Regions from separate parts of the Homo sapiens genome. Here region 1 is linked to region 2. A link is a loop called in an ENCODE intact Hi-C map of the cell type or tissue named here. Cell type or tissue: PC-3. All regions are shown on one strand. Links, peaks and the distances in the headings refer to the core of each region. The heading gives the core; the rest is flanking DNA. Region 1 overlaps JAZF1 (JAZF zinc finger 1). Region 2 overlaps TAX1BP1 (Tax1 binding protein 1).

Region 1 (10,299 bases), core at 1,235-9,234, 310 kb after region 2:
TATCAAGGACTCATTTTCTTAGGATAGTGAGCTTTAGAATGTCATCAGTCGACATAAGGTTTTTCAAAATTCCTAATCAGGAAGAATGCAAGGAGGAGGTCATTTGTCTATATCAAAGAAGGAGCACCAAAATCTAGATTTATCTTTGTTTCCTTCCTTTTGTTTTCCTTAATCAATGAAAATGTCCATTTTAAAAAGGAAAAAAATAGTCAAAATCAGTATTCTTGTATATTTTCTTTCTCCTCTCCACTTTTTTTTCCTAGTGGGAATACAGGAGATAAAGAGAAGGCTTTGACAAAGGGCCTTTATTTCTTTTAAGCAATTACCAAGACAAGTCCTGCTTCCCAGTGGATGTCTCCCTGCCAGCTTTGAACTACATCCTTGCCCCCCTCATACAGATTAGATGCCCTACATTAACAGAAACAGCCTGAAAACCAGGGGGTCTGAAAACACATCCCTTCACGGAGCTTAACAGTCACTCAGGGTTAACACCACGGGGCTACAATCTGCTGCAAGAGACAGTGGTGCAGGGACATGGTAGCCAACAGCAGTTTCAACTGGTATCATGTTCCGAAAGTTTCATCACTTTTAAAACTGCAACTTCTACATTTTTCTGCAAGTCTCTCTTCCGCATTGCTAAATCCTTTCTGGATTCTGAGATATTTTGCTACTAGGAGCTAGCTTTCTTACTGGCTCCCTGTGCCTTATAAGGAAATTAGGCAATACATTAATAAGTGCTATTGGTGGCTCCCTTCTGACCACTGAGCCACAACTAGGTTGCAGGTAATTAGATCTAAAGGCTCCACTGTCAAACACACCTTTCCTTTTCCTAATTACATGAGAAAACCTCAGTAAGTCCCAATTTTAATAATAGTGCTTCCTGCCACAGGGATCAAAGTCAGAGATGTGTGTGATGAAGTGTAGCTAGGTTTGTTTAAGGAGTGTCTCCTTTTCCTTCTACTTCCAACCCTTGTCCTAATATCTCCCAAAGAAAAGGGGGCCTGTCTCCATTCCCAAGGACTGGTCCTCTGATTCTCCTCTGTTAGAACTCTGTTATTTTCACCTGCCAAACCACCACTATGCCATTAAATCACTATTTGCATTCTGTTGTCCCTTGTGTTTCTCTTTTATTGTTTTAAGCAGGGATGGATGTTTCTGTGAGTTTACATAATCTCTCTCAGGATAAATTCATTCTTAAACTAATAATGGGCTTGATTCTCATGTTAATTCCTCCCTTCAATTAATTTTATTTTACCAACATCTCCAAACTAGGAGGACACTGGACAAATCATCAGCACTGCGCATACTCATCATATTTCCAATCATCACCAATTTCCAACAAGAATAAAAATGCTCCCAAGACATAATCTCCCATTTGGATACACTTGGTCATCACAGTGCATTCCAATGAGCAATACAAGAGGAAAATAATAAAACAGAAACAGAAAGCAAAACAATAATAGTACTGAATATTTAAGGAAACTTAAAAATCTAATCCCCAATGTGATGGTCTGTGGCGATGAGGCCTTTGGGAGGTAATTAGATCATAAGAGTGGAGTCCTTGCCTATGATGGGATTAATACTCTTATAAGAGGGGACTTGAGAGAACTTGCTTCCTCTCTCTCTGCACTATTTGAAGACAGCAAAACCACAGCCATCTGCAAACCAGGAAGAGGGCCTTACCAGACCCAATTATGCTAGCACCTTGATCTTGGACTTCCCAGCGTTTAGAACCATGAGAAATAAATACCAGTATTCTATTATAATAGCCCAAGCTAAAACAGAAATTGGTACTGGGAAGTGGAGTGCTGCCTTAACAAATACTTAAATATGTGGGAGTGGCTTTGGAACTGGTTAACGCGTAGAGAGGCTGGAAGGTACATGCTAGAAAATGTTGACATTGCTGTGAAGGGACTTTGGAAGGTGATTCTGGTGAGGGCTCAGAAAGAAAAGAGGAGAGATATATAGAAAGTTTTCATCTTCTGGGAAAACACTTAAGTAATCCTGTTCAGAATGTCGTAGAAATAGGGATGGTCCAATGAAGGCTCAGACAAATGAGGAACATGTTATTGAATAATTAAGAAAAGTAAATTCTTGTTATAAAGTGGCAAAGAACTTGATTGAACTGTGTTCATGTACTAGTATTTTGTAGAAGGTAGAATTGGCAAGTGATAAAATTGGCTATTTAGCTGAGGAAATTTCTAAGTGTTGAAAGAGGAGCTTGGTTCTTCCTGACTACATATAGTAAAATACAAGATGAGAGAAATTGAGATGTGAGGGAAACAAGAAACTCCGTGGTGAGATTACATCATTTAGATTCAAAAGTCCATGTAAGATTTGGGTCCCCAAGAAGTTAACCACAGGTACCATCAAATCCAGTATGGTGCCATTGTCAGTCAAGAATCAAGGTTGCCTGCCAGGGCTTCAATCCCAATATCCACTGTAGATACTAACAAGTTACTCAACCTCTTTAAACCACACTTTCCTCAACTTAAAAATCAGTTTAATGATTGAACCTACCTCATCGGACTATAGTGAAGATTGGATAAGATTGCCTGTATAGCTCTTATAGTGCCTAACATACCTTATGAACTCAATGAACATTAACTGCCATTATCATCATCATCACCTTCTTCATCATGAACAACAAATCTCTCTGCTTAACGAAGATGCTAATATCCAGTCAAACTGCAATCTTAATACTGGGTTTCCCCAGTTTCTTCAATAACTGCCTAACTTGCCCATTCATCTTATTTTTCATAACTTTAAACATTATTAAATCAAAGCATAAGACTCTAGTATAAATTCTAGGCCAATTACATGCCAAAAGGAAATTATTTTAGTGTTACAGTGCATTCTTAGCATTATCCTATTCTATCTACATGAAAAGTAAAAACTCACTCTGTTTAAAATATCTCCTTTGAGCATCACAATATCCTCCAACACAGGTACTAGTACTCCCACATAATAGAGAAGAAAAGTGAGGCGGCTTCACTGCCTAATCTACCCAAGGCCATAGGCTAGTAATTAGTGGAACCTGAATCAAAGCCAGCTTACCCGACTTTTAACCACACCTCCTCATTCTCTGTCTTCCTCTTTTCCTATTCAAGCTCTTATTTTTTTTTCTATTCCACAGACTTTTTTTTAGTTGTTTTTTTTTTTTTTTTTTTTGAGACGGAGTCTCGCTCTGTCACCCAGGCCGGACTGCGGACTGCAGTGGCGCGATCTCGGCTCACTGCAAGCTCCGCTTCCCGGGTTCACGCCATTCTCCTGCCTCAGCCTCCCGAGTAGCTGGGACTACAGGCGCCCGCCACCGCGCCCGGCTAATTTTTTGTATTTTTAGTAGAGACGGGGTTTCACCTTGTTAGCCAGGATGGTCTCAATCTCCTGACCTCATGATCCACCCGCCTCGGCCTCCCAAAGTGCTGGGATTACAGGCGTGAGCCACCGCGCCCGGCCTTTTTTTTAGTTTTTTAACTTAAAAGTTAATTAAAATTATTACTATTTTTTCTAATTATATCAGGGGAAATAATGTTATTCATATTTTTACATACTTTTGAGAGATGCACTTTCTTCTGTCAACCTGAACTTCAATTTTTTATTATGTCTCAACTAGAAGTCCATATTTTCATGAATATTTAATGTTTCCTCCTAACAGTCATGTTATTTTTCACGACTATTTAAAACCACAGTTGTTAAACTAGGTATTTATGAGGCATTTTCCCTTGCTCCCAATATGCTACCATAACAATTTTCACCACTAAGAACATTCTTAAAATAGTTTAGATTTTTTTTTATTTAGGTATTTCCCATTAAATCCACTTTTTGAGAAAAGAGAATACAGTTTTACTTTCTTTTATGCTCTTAAAATCAACTTAATACTAACCTGAATAAACAAAGTCCTGAATGAAGATTTCAATGTAAGTTAAATATACATATATATTATATATATATAACATATATATATATACACACACACAGACACACACATATATATGCACATGCAGAGAGAGAGAGAGAGAGATCAAAGGAAAATCTGTTTAATGTAAACTTTATTACTTTGGGGTTTTAAAATTCAGAAATACACTTCAACATTCATATTGCTGTTAGAATAGTCGGTGTGTGTATGGCCCAACTGGAAAATATTCTCTTGTTTTAAATGATGATGGGTCCTTGAATCCTGTGTAATGGAACTTAAAAGACTCACACCTTCTACCTTAGCATGTCAATAGGTCAAAACCTTGTAAAATCAACTTGGCAATAACATTTCATGCAGTCCAAGTATGTTACCGTAGCAGAAAATTTGCTACGATGGCTTAATTACACAAGTACATGGCAACATTCAACTTCTAGTGAGAAAAGGTTTAGATTTGGGGAAACTTTTCAATATTTTCTCTTTCCTCTCATTGAGGGTATATTTGGGTTATTACATATGACTTCACATATATATGTAAACACAATGTTGTATTTGTGTATATATGTAGACACTGTAATTACATATATAAAGGGCACTCAATGGGTAGGAGTCAATGTTTAAACTATCAACTTCTAATTAGTTTCAATTTTTTTTTTAACCTGACAGCAATAATCTAAACTCTAACATCCCATTTCAGGGACAAAAGGCAAAAAAAAAAAAAAAAAAAAAAAAAAAAAAAAAAAACAACTAATGTCAAAGTAGAGGAAGAAGGAAATAAAAAGATCTCATTTTTAGAAATGACAGCTCCTTATTTTGGCTTCTATTTAGTTAAAATACACGGTTGGACTGAGCTTTGATGTTATATTGCCTGTTCAGAAAGGGATAAGCAATATTAAAAGTATATAAAAAATTAAAATAGGGAAGAAAAGGAAAAGAAACTGCTTAAACTACTTCATAGAACTGCTTTTAGAAATTTCTGGCTGGATGCGGTGGCTCACACTTATAATCCCAGCACTTTGGGAGGCTGAGGCAGGCAGAGTGCTTGAGCCCAGGAGTTCAAGTCCAGCCTGGGCAACATAGTGAAATCCCATCTCTACAAAAATACAAAAAGAAAAAAAACCAAAAAAATTAGCTGAGTGTAGTGACTTGTGCCTGCAGTCCCAGCCACTCAGGAGGCTGAGGTGGGAGGATCACCTGGGCCTGGGAAGATCGAGGCTGCAGTGAGCCGTAATTACACAACTGCACTCCAGCCTGGGCAGTAGAGTGAGGCCCTGTTTCGAAAAAAAAAAGAAAGAAAGAAAAGAAAAAAAGGAAATTTTTATCTAGAAATTTCCATTCATAGACAAATAATCAAAACATTATTTCATGTAACTTAAATATCTTTCCTAAAACATATCCCTGAAAGGGTTTCTACAAAGTGTTCTAGTTGCCATGTGCACTGGAAGAACACAGAAGGGCACAATCTTTTTAAAAGCATTTTAAAATTTTGATGTTTTAATACTTCAGTGTGACTTATCACCCCTTACTTCCCACCATTAATTAGCATCTGTGAATTTGGTGTTTGATATGGTTTGGCTGTATCCCCACCCAAATCTCATACTGAATTGTAGCTCCATAATTCCCACATGTTGTGGGAGGGACCAGGTGGGAGATAACTGAATCCTGGGGGCGGTTTCCCCCATACTGTTCTCGTGGCAGTAAGTCTTGCGAGATCTGATGGTTTTATAAGGGGTTTCCCTCACTCGACGCATTCTCTCTTGTCTGCTGCCATGTAAGACATGCCTTCTGCCTTCCACCATGATTGTGAGGCCTCCCCAGCTACACGGAACTGTGAGTCCATTGAAACTCTTTCTTTATAAATTACCCAGTCTTGGGATGTCTTTATCAGCAGCGTTATCAGCAGCGTGAAAACAGACTACTACAATGTTGCAGACAAAAAAATTACTGATTGGATAACTTCAAACTTATCTGAAAAACTTGATTCTTCATCAATTACCACTTACATATGTTCCTTTCAATTTACTAAAAATTTCTCCTGGTATATGACCATTTCACATTGCTAAAATCCAGTCAGCTCTCTCAGGCGGCGCGTTCACTGGGTTGTTTTGCCCATTCAGGGGGAAATGAAGAGAGTGCCACAGTGATAGTTCACTTCTCACCGAGCTTTGGGCAAACCCAAAAGACAGGTGCCTGCCTGCAGATGCTTGTCCACTGTCTCTTTTCAAATGCTGTAGCGCCCCCCTGTGGCAATGCCTGCAAACAAGCCAATAACAAGAATGCCTTTTAGAATGAGCTGCAGACAAAAGTAAGGGTGTGGGTGGGCAGGAGCCAGGGAGGGAAGAATGCATTCAGTGCTCAGGACAACTTGACCCTCCCTCTTCAGTATTCCATATATTCATTCGCAAAGCTTGGAACTTAGATTCTTGTGTGGCCAAAGCAAGAGACAGACATTAACTATGAAAGCACATAAATAAAATTATTTCAGACAGTGATAAATGTCCCCACCACTCAGAGGTTCAAAATAGGGTAAGGCTATGAGACATGGTAATATGCATAAATCAGCAATGTAACCCTCTGAAGTAGAAGTCAACATTCGATCTGCTCGGAGGCAACAGACATTTGTATTTCTTTTTCGGATCAAGAGAGGATCTAAAAGTAAATCGTTGTCTGCCTCCCCGATATCCCTTCTTCCCTTTTCCCATCAATACAGATCCCTAATGTTCACTCAGAACAGAGGCTACATTGCCAGCCTGAAGGTCCCACGGCTGGCAAGGAACAAGACAGAAACCAAAGGGCTGACTCGCCAAACATCAGCAGTCTCCTTTCCAGCCCCGGCACCGAGTCTCCAGGGCTGCTCGCTTCTGCCTATCCGCTCCGTAGCACGAAAAGCCTGGAGAGGCTTGGCCTGGCCTGGGTTTCTGTTCTGACACATCAGCTAACTTTTTTGCGACCCTATACACATTAATAACTTCTGTCTCCAAACTGTCATCTGCTGAAAAGCAGCCATTTATCTTACAGGAATGCCATGGGGGAAGAAGGAACCCAGTAGGCACCCAGCACTTGAAATTTTCTGGCAGAAGGAACATGGGCAAGCAGACCCGAAGCTTCTCCTTCCAGGCAAGAACACCTGCTTCACCTCCACTTATTCATGTTTTGCTTATGGTGCTTTTTAAAAATTATTATTTTTTATTTTTTTTGCCAGCTCAGCCCCACCCTGTGGCCAGAGGGGACCAAGGGCCGAGCTGCGCCTGCTCATGATGTTTTAACAATGCCCTCTTTCCTCCACTGCCCTCAATCGTCCTACCAAAGCTCCCTTAGTAAGACGACAAGGAGGAAACACACAGAAATACATGTGGAGTCCCAACAAGAAAGAAGCTCCATCCAGAAAAACTGGCACCCCAGAGAAGGGCACAGTCTCTATGCTTTGGCTTACCTGATACCCACATGTACCCCAAGGGTGTGCCATCTCCGAATCTGAGAAGCTCCCACAGCACCAAAGCCAAACCACTTTCAAGGCTCCACGCAACCTCTCCCATCTTATTCCCACAAGTCTTCAGTTTCATCCCAGTCCCTCTCTTCATTCTCCATCAAGAGCACCACAATCATTCTACATATTTGTTCACTCTGTTGGGCCTCCTAGGCAAGCCCTGTATTAGTCCATTTTTATACTGCTATGAAGAACTGCCCAAGACTGGGTTATTTATAAAGGAAAGAGGTTTAATTGTCTCACAGTTCAGCATTATCGGGGAGGCCTCAGGAAACTTACGATCATGGCGGATGGTGAAGGGGAAGCAAAACATGATCTTCACAAGCAGGGAGGAAGGAGAAGTGCCAAGTGAAGGGGGAGGAGCCCCTTACAAAGCCATCAGATCTTGTGAGAACTAACTCACTATCATGAGAACAGCATGGGGGAAACCACCCCCATGATTCAATTACCTACAGCTGGTCTCTCCTTTGACACGTGGGGATTATGGGGAGTATAATTCAAGATGAGATTTGGGTGGGTACACAAACCCTAACCATATCAAGTCCCTACCTCAAGGAGTTCTCTGGCTTTCTGCTCATCTTCAGTCCACCTGTCCTTCTAGCAGAGCCTCTGCTGCCTTCCAACAGGTAATCATGGTCCCCTCCGCTGAACGTCAAATCCCTGTGAGATCCTAAGAGGGCATCAGTCAGCTTAGGCTGCCATAACAGAATACCACAGCCAGAGTGGCCTGAACAACAGAAGCAATTCTGGAGGGCAGAAGTCCCAGATCAAGGCACCATCAGGACTGTTCTGCTGAGGCCTTGCTTCCTGGCTCATAGGCTGGCCCTCTTGCTGTGTCCTCACACGGCTGAGACGGAGAGCTCTGGTGCTCCTCCTCTTCTTATACTAGCACTAGCCTTTACTGGGCCCCAACCGTATGACTCATTTAACCTTCATCATCCCCTCAAAGGCTCCATCTCCAAATATCCTGGGGGTTAGGGCTTCAACATATGAAATTTGGGGGGGGCACAAACATTCCATAGCATCAAGGATGGCGTGAGACAGAAGACACTAAAAGGGAGAGGGATAAGCAGAACTGAGAGGGAGGCCACTGAAGAGAGAAGTGGGAGGCAGGGCCTCTGTCCGCTCTTGGAGTTGGAGAAAACAAGAATGAAGGGAACAAGAGGGCCAGTGGTTAGGGTTGTCCGAGAAGTTCTGTGGTGAGGAAAAAACTATGAGTAAAAGGCAACACTTTTGGTTATAAAGCACAATAAGCTATGACAAGAAGCAGTCCTTTGCTGTTAATTCTCTGAAGGTTAACTTGACTGGACCATATATGTCGGAAATGACCTTTCCCTTGTCATAAAAATAACTGAAACCCTTACAGACATAATGAAAATCTTACTATCCACTATTGAGCAAGGAAAAACATCTATAATCAAATTAAATATTTTGTCTTTTAAGTGCATTAGCAAAATGATTTACATAAGAACTACACTTTTCACATAATCATTCATGCATGTTGATAGACGATTCAAGGAAAAATTCATAAAACAGAACTGCAGCTCAAATCTGTTCTGAACAATTTATCTTCTTACTACAAGATGGCCAATAAGAGACTATTTTTTAACTTTTTCATTTGCAATTTTTTTTTTAATTCTCAAATTGCATCTATATCTCAAATAAAGTAATGGGAACATTCTAGCTCTGGGGTGTGGAAAAGCAGCCATGGCCGTGGGAAGCTGACTGCAAATGAAACACTGGCTTACACTGCCCTCTGCTGGTATACTGACCACATTTCAAGTTCCTTCGTTTTTACAAAGTTGCCAAAAGACGTTCAGTATTTTGAAACAGCAAATTCAAGCCTAATTACTAAGAACAGGTTGTGGAAAATATTACCAAGTGGCTTAAATGCCATCTGCACCACATCAGGCACACATTCCTAATGAAAAGGGCACATGTGTAGAAAGAAATGGTGCCAAATCACACCTGCTAACCTAATATAAAGGGTTTTTAACTAACTCTTTAAAATATGCATTAAGTTAACAATAATGCCTTTAAATCACCCCCCACCCCCACTTTCCCACCCAACCTCTGCCACACTAACCAACTTTTCAGAAAACAAATATTGCAAAAAATGAAATCTTGGCTCCCACCACTGCATTTGGGCCTCTGCTTAAATCAGCTCAGCAATAAATAACTGCATGTTACCACAGTTTACAAAATTCATTTTCTAAGTACAGACTTTTTTTTTAAATTTAGATGCTGCTAATTTGCCAGAATGTTGCTGGAAAACATGCCATTTGTTTAAACACATACAACATCAGCCTCCATTAAAATGATTACAGCATCAATTCAAAAGTCTGAAGCATTTATTAGGTGTCTCTAATTCCACAGAGCCTTTTACTAAGCCCTGTATAAATTAGTTAAGCCAAATTCCTGCCTCAGAGCTTGTTTCCTAAAATAGATGAAGTCACACACATTGATACAATAGAACAACACAGGTACATTAACTTAAGTGAATGGACCTACATTGTGTTCTGAAGCAAGAAATGGGAGAGCTGAAGGAGCTGGATATATAAAGGGTGGGGCAAGAAGAAATCACAGCTGTCTACGAATCAGTCAGCAAGTCCTTTGGGAGGAGGTGGGATTTCAGGTAGCTGAATGAAGGGGAAGGTTCGGGGAGCTAAAAAGAAAGGTGGCAGCCACAGGCCTGCTAGAGTCTGGGAGGTCATTTTGCATGTAGAAATGGGAGGGTGACAGGAAAGAGGTAAATCTTGGAAATGCCATGACTCCCAGCAGCCACACAGCAATCTGCTTTAACCAAACCCAGAACACTATGCACTTCTGCACAGGGGTGCCCAGCTCCAGGCTACTCATTAAATTCTCAAACCATTCCATAACGTAGTTATTATTA
Region 2 (10,299 bases), core at 1,465-9,464:
TACATTTTCTCTTCAAGATTCAGATATTTAAAGTAATTTACAATAGTAGTTGAATTTGGGTATGATCAGTGATGCATATCTTATACTTTATTACATAGCCAATTTAATTTTTTGTCTTAATGGCAGTGTATCAGATGAGTTACTTGATTTGAATACTAGTCAGGGATAAATAATGAATTAGAGTGAAGACAAAGAAACCCAACAGTGTAAAGTTTTTGTTGTTCTTAATGTAACAGTCTATGTCATAAGTCATTGAAGTCTGGGGAGGGGATCGCAGATTTGCTTTGCATGATTATTCGGGGGCCTTGTTACCTTTTATATCATTCCACTGCCCACCCTTAGATTCCTAGAGAATTTATGTCTTCGTGATAGAAACTTGGTCACTGACATATCCTGGTTTCAGCTGGATGAAAGGGGAAAGAGATCTTAGACAAGGCATGATCAATAGTGTAAGTTATAGAGGTGGAAGTAATATATATCATTTCATTTATATTTAACTGATGATAATTTAGATGACTATAATGCATTGCAAGAGAAGCTGGGAATACAGTATAGTTGGGCAGTGATATGTAGTTACTATGGTTGAAAGGAGGTCATAATTTGGCAGACAACCAGCAGTCTCTGCCACAACACACAACACCAATATAGTAGTCTTTGAATTTAGCAGTTTGTGAATGAGATCTGGAAGTTATCTTTGGAGAGTATCTTATAACTTAATCTATTTATTAGTACCACTGTTAAGAAAGGTCATATCAAGAGTAGATAAAAATCAAATTACCAAAATTTCAGTACCTCAATTATTAAAATTTTCAGTTATTATTTTAGAAAACTTTTGTTTAAAGATATTGGAAAGTTGAAATCATTCTCAGTTCTTCCATTTACTAGCTGTGTAACCTTTGATAAACTACTTAACTTCTCTGTGGCTCACTTTTCTCATGTGAACGAGCCTTATAGTCGTTCCTAATTCTTAGGCCATGTGCTCATCAAATGAGAATGTATTATACATAAAGCACATAACATTTCCTACACAGTAGCTCTCAAGATAGCTGTTATTGTTATCATAGCATTAGGTACCTGGTTTTGGACAGAGGCAGTTTAAGGCATTTAGTATCTAATACATGGAATTGCCAAAAACCAGTTTTGAATTTATGATCTCATTGAATTTGTTTTTGTTTGTTTTTGCCAATTGTCATCAAGAAAAGATACAAAAGGCTTAATTTTAATACATGGGGTGATGATTATAACTTATGTATACATAGCAATATATTTCTTTCAAGCCAATTACTTTAATTTTGTACCTGCTTTACAAAGTAATAGTTTTAAGAAACTCATAATATATTATTTCTACAATATATTTATATACTTTTAAACCCATAATTTTTGTATTGATAAGTACAGAACTGTACAATGAAGCATTTTCATAGTTTATTTCATAAGACTACATCATTGAGTAGTTCCCATTCAATTTAATTAAAAGGTAATTTTAAGTAAAGTTATACTACCCTAAATTTTTTTACTTATTCCCTAACTCTTTAAAAATGTATATGAAACCTAATGTTAAAAAAAAATCACTAGTTTGTGGAATAAATTCATATTCAGGAAATAATTTAGACACTAATATATTTGTAGCCTGTCTCTCTTCCCCCTCCTCTCCACTCCAACCACAAAAATAGTGCTTGGATCTGTTATTTTCTGTAAAAGTTGAATTTAAGTACATTTGTTCATAGCAGATTTTTCAGTGAATTGAAGGTAGCCCTCACATTTTTTACTATAGTCATGCACCACTTGACAATGGGGATACGTTCTTAGAAATGTGTTGTTAGATGATTTCCTCTTTGTGCAAACATCATAGAGTGTACTTACACAAACCTAGATAGTATATCCTACTGCGCACCTAGGCTATATGGTATAACCTGTTGCTCCTAGGCTACAAACCTGTACAGCATGTTAGTGTACTGAATACTGTAGGCAGTTGTAACACATGGTAAATATTTGTGTATCTAAACATATCTAGATATCTTAGAAAAGGAAAGGTACAGTAAAAATATTGTATAAAATGTAAAATTTGTTATACCTGTATAGGGCATTTACCACAAATGGAGCTTGCAGGACTGACAGTGCTCTAGGTTATTCAGGGAGTGAGTAGTGAGTGAATGTGAAGGCCCAGGGCATTGCTGTACACTACTGTAGATTTTATAAATATTGTATACTTAGACTACACTAAATTAATTAATTAATTAATTTTTTTTTTTGAGACGGAGTCTTACTCTGTTGCCCAGGCTGGAGTACAGTGCAGTGGCGTGATCTCGGCTCACTGCAACCTCCAGCTCCTGGGTTCAGGTGATTCTTGTGCCTCAGCCTCCGGAGTAACTGGGATTACAGGTGCACGCCACCACACCTGGCTGATTTTTATGTTTTTAGTAGAGACAGGGTTTCACCATGTTGGCCAGGCTCTCGTACACCTGACCTCAGGTGATCTGCCCGCCTCGGCCTCCCAAAATGCTGTGATTACAGACATGAGCCACCGCACCTGGCCAGACTATACTAAATGTATAAAATATTTTTTTCTCCAAAAATAAATTAACCTTAGCTCACTGTAACATTTTCACTCTCTTTTTAAAAACTTTTTGATTCTTTTGAAATAACATTTAGCTCAAAACACAAACATGTACAGCTGTGCAAAAATATTCTTTCTTTGTATCCAAATTCCATAAGATTTTTCCATTTTAAAAACTTTTTGTTTTCTTTTCTTGTTTTATTTTATTTTATTTTTTTGAGATGGAGTCTTTCTCTGTCGCCCAGGCTGGAGTGCAGTGGCATAATCTAGGCTCATTGCAACCTCCACGTCGTGTGTTCAAGCAATTCTCCTGCTTGAGTAGCCTCTCAAGTAGCTGGGACTACAGGCACACACCACCACGCCCAGCTAATTTTTTTTTTCTTTGGTATTTTTAGTAGAGATGGGATTTCACCATGTTGGCCAGGCAGGTCTTGAACTACTGACCTCAGGTGACCCACCCACCTAGGCCCCCCAAAGTGCTGGGATTACAGATGTGAGCTGCCACACCGGCCAAATATTATATTTTTGTCTGGTGGATTTGTAGAAACCAGAGAAGATGTCTTTATAGTCTGTGTAGCTGTCATCATAACTTGGTATTATAGTTGATTTCAAAATTAGGTGTTTGAGAAAAGCCAGATTAAGTAAAATGAGTGATATTTGATTTAAAATCTGACTAGCAATTTTCATAAATAATTGTTTTGTCAATAATTTGTTATTTAAAGTGTTCAGGTGCTAGTTTACTAAATTTTACTCTGTGTATGTGTGAATCTAGAATACCATACCTTTTTTCTAGATAATTGTTAGTGATACTGTATCTGGTTTCTTCATATGCTTTTGTTTATAATCAGAATTTTATTTTTTAACATGAGAATAAATGTGCTCTGTTATTTTAAATACTTTTAAAATGTGTTTAGCCACCTAGATGAATGATTCATAATCTTTTTATCGGGTTATTCATAAGTGAGAGTTATGACTTGTGGGAATTGGTAATAGTGGCTCATGGAAACAGTGATTTTTTTAGTTTAGGAGTGGGAGGAAAGTCCCTGCATGAATCTGAAGTACTCAAATCTCTTTATCTCCCTTTGCCCCAATTTTTATGATTGTTTTCATATCGGCATACAATGTAGCAGGCTTAATTATCTGATGGAGGTTTTCTTTGTTTTAATATTAGAATTATGATGTCCTTTTGGCATGATTTACAAATGACTAAAAGTGTTTTAGAAAAATTGTCTTTTAGATTTTATCTTTTAAAGTTAATTTTTGAAAGCATGATTCCTAGTTGTTTGAAATGGCAAAGCTCTTAGCTTTTTCATGCTAAGAACGACGGAGCCACATTGAAGATGCTTATGCTTAACTCAGACGTGAAAACTACAGGCCTGAAGAATAATCCTTACTTTATCGTTTTCATGTGTTTTGAAAGGAGGCTTGTATGCTGGGAAGCTATCAGGTGCCTTTATGGGCACCAGAGAAAGTCTAAGACGCTTGTTGTAGTCAGAGTTAATTTATAATTCACTGTAAAGTTAACTGACTCAAAGCAATTAGTTCATGATTTACATTCAGTTGCTAGTGATTTTTTTCTCTTTTCCTATGCATTTTGTAGAATGCTGTATACCCGTTATAGGGCTTCATTACTTACAGGATTGGAAAGTAATTTTGTCCTAGGGAGAAATACTTGGGTTAAATCTGTAGTGTATTTGCAGTGCCAAGAGAGCACTGGTGGTAAAACTAAAAATAAAAAAAATGTGAACATTATTTAGAAACCTCTCTGGCCATCTTTATAAATCAACAAGACAAATCCTGAAAATGTGCCCAATTTCACAGCAATCATTATGATTGCAGAGGAAATAAATATTATTTGTTTTTTTCTCTGGTATTATGGCATTGGAACCAAAAAAGCATTTTGTACAACAGTTTTTGGTTAGTGTTACAAATTCAGTCAGACAAACATTTGCTTTGACCAAAAATAAGTCAATAGGGTGTATCTGACTTTTAGAAAATAATGTAGCAATGTTCATATTCTAGCAAGATATTTAAAATGATATTCTATCAAGAAAATACTTGGGTGAGTTCTTTTATGTGAATTAAAGTGAATTATAAATACTATATAATCTTTCATACTTTTAACTTGGCAGAACGGTGATTTTTTTAGTTTTTGTTGCTGGGTAGGTAAGTATTACTGTTTTGGGGAGAAATTTTAAAATTGTTCTTTAATAAAAATAATTTTATCTTAATTTACCAATTCTTTTATAATATAGTTTTCTATAACAAAGCACTTCCCTATATACACTGTTATATTTGAGTCTTATGAATTGTCCATTTAAAGTAGAATATTCCAAGTAGAAATTCAATTCAACATTCAATTTGTTGCACTTACTACCTCTTTTATATTTGTCTTAGTGTCTTTGAATATTTGTTTAGGCCTCTGAGTCACACTGGCAAGAAGATTAGGAACATGGCTTTAGGCATATGTTAGTGCTTTGATGGCAGTTAGTGACCTGTGCTAGAAAAAGTGGGTGTTAACCTTGATGGTGTCGTGTAAGACTTGATATGTCGTGACTAATTTTTAAAATTTTTTTCTCATTTTTCTTGCCTGCCCCCTGGTGGAGAAAAGTTAGTAAAATCAACATACAGGGTACATGAAAAGTCTGAAGGTGGGGGGAAAATGTATATAAATAAACGAATCATTGCTCATGCCTGTAGTCCCAGCACTTTTGGAGGCCGAGGCAGGAGGATTGTTTGAGCCCAGGAGTTTCAGCCTGGGTGACATGGCAAAACCCTGTCTCTATTAAAAAAAAAATTAGCCAGGCGTGGTGGTGGGTGCCTGTAGTCCCAACTACCTGGGAGGCTGAGGTGGGAGGATCACCTGAGCTGTGATTGTGCCACCATACTGCAGCCTGAGTGACAAAGTGAGACCCCAAACAAAAAACAAATTATCGATTAATTTAGTATATGAAAATTTAAATATATGTTATCATTTCAAGTTTTATAGTCTTAGCTTCTCAAATTTGGAGGGAACAAATGTGGGATTAAAATTCTAAGAATACATAGTTTTCTTAAAGATATGCAAATTTGCTTTACTGATTATGTTTCTGTGTTTTCTCAAAATACCTTGTTGTCACTTCTCAGGGTCTTACTGAAGTAACACAAAGCTTAAAAATGGAAAATGAAGAGTTTAAGAAGAGGTTCAGTGATGCTACATCCAAAGCCCATCAGCTTGAGGAAGATATTGTGTCAGTAACACATAAAGCAATTGAAAAAGAAACCGAATTAGACAGGTATTTCTCATGCTTTTAAAAAATAAATTCAATAAAAATTTTAAAACTTTAAAACATTATAATGTTACTTTATCATACCTATCTTAGTTTAAAGGACAAACTCAAGAAGGCACAACATGAAAGAGAACAACTTGAATGTCAGTTGAAGACAGAGAAGGATGAAAAGGAACTTTATAAGGTAATTTATTTTTTACCATATCTATTGCCTGTTGCTTCAAAAGAAATGACCCCAGAACTTAGGGGCTGTAGGTCAGCAATTTAGGAGCAGCTTAGCTGAGTGGTTCTGGCTCTAGCCTCTTGTGTAGTTGCAGTCAGGATGTTGGCAAGGGGTGCAGTCAGCTAAGGGCTTGATTGGGACTGGAGGGTTTGCTTTCAAGATGGCTTACTCCAGTGGCTTTTGGCAGGAGAACCTTCAGCTCCTCTTGAAGTGGTCTTTTCATAGGCTGCTTGAATATCCTCACAGCATGGCAGCTAGCTTCTCTCAGAGTGAGTGATCCAGGAGAGAGCAAGGAGGAAGTCACAGTCATGTTGTATATCACCCCTAAAAGTTAGTTTTCAGGGAATTAATTTGCTGCTGTTTTAGATACTTAACAGGTAGTGTGTAATAAGTTGAAGAGGTTTAATGGAATTAAGATACTTGTTTATCACAATTCATGTAACTATTTTTCCTTTTTAAGAACATATATATATATACACATTGGGGAGAACATTAATTTAGTAATAATCCCATTTTAGAGTTTGACTTTTAGAATATCTTCAGAGATGTCATTTTGTAAAAATATCCTCACTGCTAACAAATCTTGACCGCTTGAAGTTTTGAATTTTTTTTTTTTTTTTTGAGATGGAGTCTCGCTCTGTCGCCCAGGCTGAAGTGCAGTGGTGCGATCTCGGCCCACTGCAAGCTCTGCCTCTCGGGTTCACGCCATTCTCCTGCCTCAGCCTCCCGAGGACCTGGGACTACAGGTGCCCGCGACCACGTCCGGCTAATTTTTTGTATTTTTTTAGTAGAGACGAGGTTTCACCATGTTAGCCAGGATGGTCTCGATCTCCTGACCCGCCTCAGCCTCCCAAAGTGCTGGGATTACAGGCGTGAGCCGCCGTGCCTGGCAGTTTTTATTTATTTATTTTTTTAAGCAACCCTGAAATATAGGGTAGTTAGCTTAATTGTCAGTAATGCTGTGGGTGCAAATTGAGACTTATTTTTTTAAGTGGCTCATAAGCATTTCCTGAAGGCAATTCCAGATGAGGAATTTCAAGAACATTCTGAGTTAAGTCCGTTTCTTGTTAAGTCAATTTAATGAGCTGATGATTATGAACATCAGGTAGCGTTTTAAAGTGATGCTGCAAGGGTGTTGGTTGCTGATGTCTTCAGAGAATCAGGAGTTAATATTCTATCCTTGTGAACAGGAATTAGTCCTTCAGCATTCTGTATATTTAAAGAGTAAAGTGCAAGAAGTAAGTTAATTCATTTCTCCTCAGTACTCTTAACGAAAGCAGGATATACTTGATAGTGTACACTACAGGTCTGTATTTATAATTCCAGTTATTGAATTTGATTTGTATGTGTGTTAGGAGCAAATCAGCAATAGCGAGAGTCATGGGAAAATCAATATAGTTGGGTTAGTCAACAAATACATTTTTCAGCACATTGAAACTAAATGATATCGTACTTTTCGCCTGCAGAAAATGGAATTGTTTGAGATGTTGTTTTTGAATGCACCCCTTCTAGTTTTCCAGAGTCTTGTCGTGCCAGATTTGAATATGCCAAATAACATAATTTGTTTCCCCAAAAGAACAACCAAATCTATTTGCATTTTTAAAGAGAACCTGAAACCATTAAATCAAAGGAAAAGACTTTAGAGATCAGGTGATGTTGTTAGGGCTTAGAATAATCTCTCTGGAAAATAAAAAAGCTTAGAAAAGCTGTGTTCTGCTCCTGCATGCTTAACTAGTCATTTGGCAGAACCTGGGTCTCCTAAATCCTAGTCTAGTATGTCTTTCCTTCCTTTCGTTGTCTTTGGGTTAGAAATATAATGGTATTTTAAACTTTGACTAACTTAGGTCATGGAGTTAGAATATTCTTGACATTTTCAAACACCATTACAGGTACATTTGAAGAATACAGAAATAGAAAATACCAAGCTTATGTCAGAGGTCCAGACTTTAAAAAATTTAGATGGGAACAAAGAAAGCGTGATTACTCATTTCAAAGAAGAGATTGGCAGGCTGCAGTTATGTTTGGCTGAAAAGGAAAATCTGCAAAGAACTTTCCTGCTTACAACCTCAAGTAAAGTAAGTACTTTTGCTATATATATTTGAAGATTGTAAAACATACCTATGAAATGTATGCAATATGATTTTCATTTTTAATTCCCCCAAGCTTTTGTTCTAAAAAAGTTCAAACTTACAAAACAGTTGGAAGAACAGAACAATGAATACTGATGTACCCTAAAATATTTTGCCATTCTTTGTTTTATCTCCCTCATTTATATGCCTTTTTTTCTGAGCGATGTGAGTTGCAAGTATTACGATAATTTACTCTAAATACTTTAGCATGTCTCCCTTATGAACAAGTGCATTCTTCTTCATAGCCATGACACCGTTATTACACCTAAGAATTTAGCACTGATTGAATAACAGTCATTCTCATAGTTAGTTCACAATCACATTGCCCCAAATGTATTCTTATATAATCTTTAAAATTTTGTGATTCACAGTTAGTCAAAGACTACATATTATTTTGATTGTTGTATTTTGAGTCGGTTTCAGTCTAGAATAGTGTCCCTACACTTTTTATGACATTGATATTTTTGGAGAAGACAGGCTAGTCTGAGAAAATGTTCTATAATCTGGATTTGTCTGTTGTTTCTCATGACTAGATTCAGGTGAGACATTTTTGCAAGAAAAGACATAGATGATGTTTTGTCCATCCTGTTGGAGTCATATCAAAAGTTATATAATGTCAATTTGTTTCGTTCTTGATAATGTTAGGTTTAATAATTTGTTTAAAGTTATGCCTACCTGTCTCTATATAGGTGCCTTTCTTTTCTTTCCCTGTTTGTGATTATTAAGCAATCTGTATAAACACCCTGTTCTCCAACAGCCTTTCCTCAATGTTTTTATTGTCCTTTGATGCTCCTCACCTGCATCAGCTATTATGTTGGTAATAATTAATGATAGAAAAATGGTGATTTAAAAAATTCTATTATGCCTTCTACATTTATTTGTAGGTAATCTTTTATCATGAGGACATTCCTGTCACCCTTCCCTCTTTTTTAAATATAACTTTGGACTTACTGATTTTTTGCTGCATATTATGCATAATCATCATTATTCTTTTTCATACCCAAATTGTTCTGAATTTAACCAGGGGAACCTTTTCAAGCCTGCTTTTTTGTCCTGATATGTTCCTATAATGCTTTGAATACTTTCTTGCTTTATGGCACAACTGTATGTTCTAACTTCAGGTTGTTCCCCCAGACCTGATATTACCATTTCTCCAAGAAACTCTGTTTTTTTTAGTAGGTAATGGTATTTTGAAACCAAGAACTGGATCCTATTGCTACTATGGGGCTGCTGCTTTGCACATTCAGTGGGTATTTTGCATCTTTAATTTATATTGATAGCTCCAATTCAGATTTAGTACCTTAGGATTCTTCCTTCCTTTGCTCCATTCCATATTTATATCTCTCTTCTCGCAATGTGAGAACTCTTGTTTCCCAAACATCATTATTACTCATGTGTTTCCATCCAGCCGTACACACCAGTGTTTTCACAATTATTACATCAATGCCACTTCCAACAATAAATGTACTAAATAAAGCTAAGGTATTTTTACAGCTCTTTTTTCTTAGAATATGTTTCACTAAGGATGTATAGAAACGCCATGTTCAAAAGTTACTTGAACTATTTTTTTGCATACCTATGTTATAAATTTGTAATATAATTTCATTTGCTTGTATTTAATTTTAATATTTGCTTTTATTCTTCTGTTTGATTTATTTTTATTGTTTGAATATGTAAAACAGTTGCTTTGTTCAGAAGTCAAAATGATAGAAAAATTTTACTCTGAGGTCTCAATCTCTTCCTTGTTTTTTTAAACCCTTTTCTTACCTATGCCCATAGATAAACATTTTCATAAGTTTCTAGTTTATTCTTATGTTTCTTTTTGTAAAAATAAGCTTATATATGCATGTGTACATGTACATACATCCTTCTTTATCCTCTTCGTTCTTAAAAAAGGTAGCGCTACTATACATACCATTTTGCACCTTTTTCTCACTGAACAAAATAAGTTGCTAGTTACTCCATATCAGTTTGTAGAGATCTTCCTCATTTGAAAAAAATGGCCACATAATATTCCATTATATAGATTTACCTTGATTGATTCATTATTTCTTATGATGTTATTTTTAGTAATTTGCTATTAAAAATACTCAGACATAGTTAATGTAATACCTAAAACGT

The links. Peaks named below come from ENCODE experiments on the same cell type or tissue, not always from the same donor. Only the 100,000 strongest peaks of a DNase experiment are listed, where the experiment ranks them.
Region 1: it touches region 2 in a loop (4-fold over the local background); 10 of 110 quality-filtered maps call a loop at or near these places.

The regions. Positions count from the first base shown.
Region 1 is chr7:28,087,667-28,097,965 of GRCh38, forward strand. All of the region lies in intron 1 of JAZF1 (JAZF zinc finger 1), which reads right to left. Among named protein-coding and RNA genes, the nearest start is that of JAZF1-AS1, 88 kb to the right of the region's middle. In PC-3, for the core only: CTCF peaks have their summits at 6,149 (motif pointing left), 6,352 and 9,166 (motif pointing left); DNase peaks (open chromatin) are centred at 6,145 and 9,145.
Region 2 is chr7:27,779,480-27,789,778 of GRCh38, forward strand. TAX1BP1 (Tax1 binding protein 1) reads left to right here. Exons shown (of 17, transcript NM_006024.7): 6 at 5,684-5,832; 7 at 5,920-6,010; 8 at 7,939-8,124. Among named protein-coding and RNA genes, the nearest start is that of TAX1BP1-AS1, 44 kb to the left of the region's middle. In PC-3, for the core only: a CTCF peak has its summit at 5,170 (motif pointing left); DNase peaks (open chromatin) are centred at 3,562 and 5,072; H3K4me3 peaks cover 1,008 bases; H3K27ac peaks cover 2,117 bases.